Linked DNA regions of Homo sapiens: region 2 is linked to region 1. A link is an interaction called in ENCODE POLR2A ChIA-PET data of the cell type or tissue named here. Cell type or tissue: HCT116. All regions are shown on one strand. Each heading gives the region's core, and the rest is flanking DNA. Links, peaks and the distances in the headings are about the cores only. Region 1 holds the start of ABCB9 (ATP binding cassette subfamily B member 9). Region 2 overlaps CCDC62 (coiled-coil domain containing 62).

Region 1 (2,907 bases), core at 189-2,688:
CTATTTTTTTTTTTCTGGCTACAGAGTATTCTGTTGAACAGGTGTTCTCTAATTATTTGGCCAGTTCCCTATGGAAGGGTATTTAGGTTATTTCCAGACTTTTGCTACTGTAGTAACTACCTTTAAGCTAGTACCTTAGCTCCCTTGCACAAGTCTATCTGTAGAGGAAATTCCTTCTGGGTTAAAAAAAAACATAGTGTTGTAAGTTCTGAACAAATTCCCCTCTAAAGAAGCTGTCCCACCAAGTAGCAGAGGACATTTCCAATTCAGAGAGTGCTCCAAAAAGCCTCTGTTCAGGGCTGGGCACACATGGCTCACGACTCTAATCCCAGCAGTTTGGAAGGCCAAGGAGGGCAGATCACTTGAGGTCAGGAGTTTGAGACCAGCCTGGCCAACATGGCTAAACCCCATCTCTACTAAAAATACAAAAATTAGCCAGGCGTGGTAGCGGACACCTGTAATCCCATCTACCTGGGAAGCTGAGGCAGGAGAATCACTTGAAGCTGGGAAGCAGAGGCTGCAGTGAGCTGAGAACTCGCCACTGCACTCCATCCTGGAGTCTCTGTCTCAGGAAAAAACAAAGCCTCTGATCAGAGGATCCAGGGATGTGGGCAGTTCTAGCCCCACCTGCTGCCCCTCTGGGCCGTAAGTCCACTCCCCCACCCACTTCCCACGGTTCAGGCCACATGGACCCTTTTCTGGTCCTCAAGTGGCCAAGTTGGTTCCCACCTCAGAGCCTTTGAACTTGCAGGCCTTAGCGTAGGATGTTCCTCCCTCCCCGTGGCTCACGCCTTCTCACCTTTCACTTACACAATTTTATTTATTTTACTGCATCCAGTACCTGAATGGCCTTATGCACTTACTTGCTGATGTTCTGTCCCCTTCACGCCATGAAGGCTGGGAGTTTTCTGTCTTTTCACACACAGCTGTGTTCCCAGCACCTGGCAGTCACTGAGGACATATCGCTGCCTCCCCTCTCCAATGCCCCGAATCCCTGATCTTGCACCAATTTTCTCCGTAAAATGTATTCCCTTCCAATATATCTCATTTGCTTATATGTGTTGTCTGACACCCTCACTAGAATGTCAGCTCCAGAAGGGCAAGGATCTTGTTTTGTTAATTGTTTAATTTCAAATGCTTAAAAGGGCATATGGCACGCCGTAGGCACTGGATAAATATCTGTTGGGTGAACGAATGAAAGAATAAGTGAATGAATGAGGACCATAACCCACCCTCCTGGACTGGCTGGCTGTCCCTCCAGGGAAAAAGGCCAGTTAAAAAGCTGGCCTCCTTCAGGTGAAACCATTTCCGTCCCCTCAGGATGGGCCCGTGGCTCCAGGTGGAGGCCAGCACGCAGTGTGGAGGGCCTGGTTGGCCAGATGTGGGAGGAGTTTGCCACAGGTGAGCAGGTGGCCAGCTGTGGCCCCGCCCCCAGGAGGCCCGTCCCCACCCGGAGGCTTCGCCAGCCCCCTCCTCGGGGGCCCCGCCCCGTCCAGGAAAGCCCGCCCACTCCTCCTGAGGCCCCGCCCCTCCCGGGAGGCTCCGCCGGTCCCTGCCCCAGGATCCCCGCCCCCTCCGTCACTGAGGCCCCGCCCCGTCCATCAGCCTGTCTCAACGCACGCCAGTCTCAGCTCCGACCTTGCAGCGGCGCAGCGCGGGTGGGAGGCGGGGAGGAGCAGCGGGAAGAGCGGAGCGAGGACCGCGTCCGGCGCAGTCTTCAATGAGCAGCGCGGAAACTGCACCCCAGACCCGAGCCTGCTGCGCGCCCCCTCCCAGAGCTCACCTGGTGCCAGGTAACAGGTAAGGGCAAGGCACCCTAGACCCCTGGTTTTGGGACCTTTCCAGGCCAGGGTGCCAGGCCAGGCACGCGTTGGGGGGCGTCTGGGCACCCCTGCCTCGGTGGGAATAGGCATCTCGGTTGAAGGTGGGAGCCTCCCTGGAGCCCTCCCGGAGCCCGCAGCCGCAGCTCCCAGCCCCCATCCCTGCAGCATCCTTTCCGCGCCCGTAGGGCGAATGTTGCCATTTTTTTTAACCCCCAAGGCGCCGCTGCCTCTTGGAAAATGTGGGAGGTGTTGGAGGATCCTGGGATGGCTGTCGTTCCCCCAGGACGGGGCTGGCGCGCCTTCTGAGGGCTCCCACTGTCCATGTCAGGGCTTCCCAGGGATCCTGAGCACCAGGGCTTTGGCAGAAGCCTGGGGGATCTGGCCTGTTCCTGCTGACCTGGGCAAAGCCCTTTTCTCAGTCTCCTCAGCAGGCCAGTGGGCTGCCGCTGCTCCCCGCCATCCACGCTGGCAGTGAGGCCTGTAGGTTCCCAGGGGAGCCTCTTTTATTTCTGGGCCTCTGGAAAAAAAAAAAAAGCCTCCTCCCCCGGCCTGACATTAACTGAGACAGCTTTAAGCTGGGCTGACAGGATCCCCGCCTCTGCCCATTCCCCTTTTCCGGATAGTGCAGGGCCGGGTGACAAGAGGAGGCTTGGAGGGAGGGCACCTCGCGCCTCTCTGCCTCTCCTAGAGCTGAGAGCACCTGAGACAGCTTCTCAAGTCCCAGAGTGAGGCTGGGCCCCACGTGGGCTGCCAGAGGCTCAGCAGGGATGAAATCAGGATGGACCCACGCAGACCCAGCCCGCTCCTGCCCCAGAGCCAGGGACCCCCACAGTCAGGCCCTCCCACCCAGCAGGCCTCTGTCAGTCAGTGCTTTGCTGCGCAGCGAATGGAATGGGCTTATCTGGGTCTGGGCCCACACCGGGGTAAAAAGCTCACCATGTCAGGGGTGAACCGAGGCCACTGGGCCACCCAAGTTCTTTGGCCCCTTTTCTTGCAATCCCTGAATAGCCTGGACAGGGGACCCCCGAGTCTCCATCCTGGAGACCCTGGATGCGGGTCTCCATCCTGCCTTCGTCCTTTTTCT
Region 2 (2,907 bases), core at 172-2,671, 170 kb after region 1:
ATACAAGATCATATTAATTGCATCTTGCTAAGATTACCTGGAGTCCAGAGCCTTTGATTCCTCCATCTTTGAGTCATACATCTGTATTAATTCCTGAGAATTTTCCACATTGAAATTAAGAAACTGCAGATCACTCTGTTGTTTTACATAAATCTGTCATAGATATTGACAAATCAACATGAAATGTAATAACAAAACTAAACTGAACCAACAATTTGGCACTTTCCCTGAAACAGTTCACAAATCCTAAAACAGGTCAGATAGTTACTAGAGAAATATGCTAAATATGTCTGCTTTTAATTTTCCTTTGTTAGCACTAAGATTTGCTAGGATAGCTGGGCTCCCAGCCTTTGATCACCACAAGCAAGACCTATTTGCTATACTAAACATGATATACAGGCTGGGTGCGCTGGTTCACGCCTGTAATCCCAGCACTTTGGGAGGCTGAGGTGGGCGGGTCATGAGGTCAGGAGTTCGAGACCAGCCTGGCCAACACAGTAAAACCCTGTCTCTACTAAAAATACAAAAAATTGGCTGGGCGTGGTGGTGGGCACATGTAATCCCAGCTACTTGGGAGGCTGAGGCAGGAGGATCGCTTGTAACTAGGAGGTGGAGGTTGCAGTGAGCCGAGATCAGGCCATTGCACCCCAGCCCGGTTGACAGTGCGAGACTCCGTCTCAAAAAAATAATAATAATAAAAATAAATAAACATGATATACAACTAATGTAGTTAGGATTCCAAATCACCAATTAAACAAAATCGACGGGCATACATTTTTCCTAATTTGCTATTTGTTTACAAACATTTCTTATGTGACAGAGAAGGATGATTGGGGACATACCTGTCTCAGATTGTGCAGTTCTGAATTTGTGCGTTCTTGCTTTGACTTCGCAATATTAAGCAATTCATCTTTCCTCTTTTCTCTCTCTACTATTTAAGAACAAGTATTATTAACATTTTTCATCAGCTATAGCCACACAAACCTCTCCATTTCCAACAATTTAATGCTCAGCTAACATTTTTGTTGTTGTTGTTCCTGTACTTAAAAATAGCAGAATGGGCTGAACGAAGTGGCTCACACCTGTAATTGCAGCACTTTGGGAGGCTGAGGTGGGTAGACCACTTGAGGTCAAGAGTTCGAGACTGGCCTGGCCAACATGGTGAAACCCCATTTCTACTAAAAATACAAATTTAGCCGGGTGTGGTGGTGCCTGCCTGTGGTCCAGCTACTTGGGAGGCTGAGGCAGGAAAATCATTTGAACCTGGGAGGTGGAAGTTGCAGTGAGCAGAGATTGCGCCACTGCACTCCAGCCTGGATGACAAAGTGAGGACTTTGTCTTAAAAAAAAAAAAAAAAAAAGAAGAAGTGATTTGTAGATTCAGGGATTATTTGTCTTTCCTTTTGTGGGGAGATAGAATAAGGATGATTTCCAAATCTCTATACTTAATACATATTACTTCAATTATTTATTTAAAAATTTTAAAAGATAAAATATTTTTAAAAATAGAGATGGGGGTCTCACTATGTTGCCCAAGCTGGTCTTGAACTCCTGTGTTTCACCATGTTAGCCAGGTTGGTCTCGAACTCCTGGCCTCATGTGATCTACCCGCCTCAGCCTCCCAAAATGCTGGGATTACAGGCATGAGCCACCATGCCCGGCCAAAACTGAGACATTTTAACAGTGGAAGTGATATCCGTAGTGCATCTGACTCCGTGGGTCTCAATTCTACATGCCTTTCATGTTAACAGCATCCAAGCAGGGTTTAAATAAACCTGTTTTGTTATATTTCCTAATGTTTAAATAAACCTGTTTTGTTATATTTCCAGCTACTTTGGAGGCTGAGGTGGGAAGATTGCTTGAGCCCAGGAGTTTGAGACCAGCCTGAGTCAACACAGCAAGACACTGTCTCTTAAAAAAAATAAATAAATACTTGTTTTGGATACAGCATGGTCCCTAAACAAAAGCCAACTACTTTACCTGGCCCTCAGAGTAATTTTAAATATATCTGAATGTTGGCCAGTGGGGTTGTCGGGGGGCGGTGGGGGAGGGCAGGTGGTCAAAGAAAAAAAAAATATATGTATATTTGAATGTTGCCTTAATCTCTGATTTCAGAATAATCTACTTTTGCATAAGAGGCAATGCCAATGTAAATATAAATGTTTCCCTAGTCCAGATAGTTTTCTCCATGGCTGGGTTTAGCTGAGAGATCAAAGTGGATTGGGTCTGACTATTTTCACAAGTTGGCCACAGAAAACAGAGGTAAGGAACTCTCTGCTGCTATCTGCCTGAACAAGCAGCCTAAGCTAAAACAATGGGAAGGGACTTAGACGCCTGGAACCTGCTGAATTCTGATCAAGACTCTGCCTTTTACCGCCTGGGAGACCTGAGGCAGACACTCAGTCTATAAGAGCTCACCTACAGGACTGTCAGGACCCACAGAAATGTAAACTAGTATCATTGTTCTCTTTGCAAACTCCTTACTCCTAGTTATGTACAAGCAAAACATGTCCCTCAGCCTATGTAAAAGAACACGCCTGTAATCCCAGCACTTTGGGAGGCCAAGGTGGGCAGATCATGAGGTCAGGAAATCAAGACCATCCTGGCTAACACGGTGAAACCCCATCTCTACTAAAAAATACAAAAAATTAGCTGGGCATGGTGGCGGGCGCCTGTAGTCCCAGCTACTCGGGAGGCTGAGGCAGGAGAATGGCATGAACCCAGGAGGCTGAGCTTGCAGTGAGCCGCGAACACACCACTGCACTCCAGCCTGGGCGACAGCGAGACTCCGTCTCAAAAAAAAAAAGAACTGCATTTTCTACAAGTTTTAAACTTAAAAGTAAAACTTTAAGACATCTTCCAACTTCAAATAAAACATGGTAACATCTGACTGGGTGCGGTGGCTCAC

The links. ChIA-PET counts read pairs that join two places held together with the same protein. Peaks named below come from ENCODE experiments on the same cell type or tissue, not always from the same donor. Only the 100,000 strongest peaks of a DNase experiment are listed, where the experiment ranks them.
Region 2: POLR2A ChIA-PET joins it to region 1 with 10 read pairs; 9 of 35 experiments call an interaction of 5 or more read pairs at or near these places.

The regions. Positions count from the first base shown.
Region 1 is chr12:122,965,180-122,968,086 of GRCh38, reverse strand. It overlaps ABCB9 (ATP binding cassette subfamily B member 9), which reads left to right and starts at 1,624. Exons shown (of 12, transcript NM_019625.4): 1 at 1,624-1,800. RefSeq lists a silencer at 1,316-1,605 and enhancers at 1,370-2,175, 2,176-2,907. In HCT116, for the core only: no CTCF peak of the experiment used is centred there; a DNase peak (open chromatin) is centred at 1,536; H3K4me3 peaks cover 1,554 bases; H3K27ac peaks cover 1,083 bases.
Region 2 is chr12:122,795,331-122,798,237 of GRCh38, reverse strand. CCDC62 (coiled-coil domain containing 62) reads right to left here. Exons shown (of 13, transcript NM_201435.5): 7 at 843-931; 8 at 38-153. Among named protein-coding and RNA genes, the nearest start is that of CCDC62, 22 kb to the right of the region's middle. RefSeq lists a silencer at 2,290-2,490. In HCT116, for the core only: no CTCF peak of the experiment used is centred there; no DNase peak of the experiment used is centred there.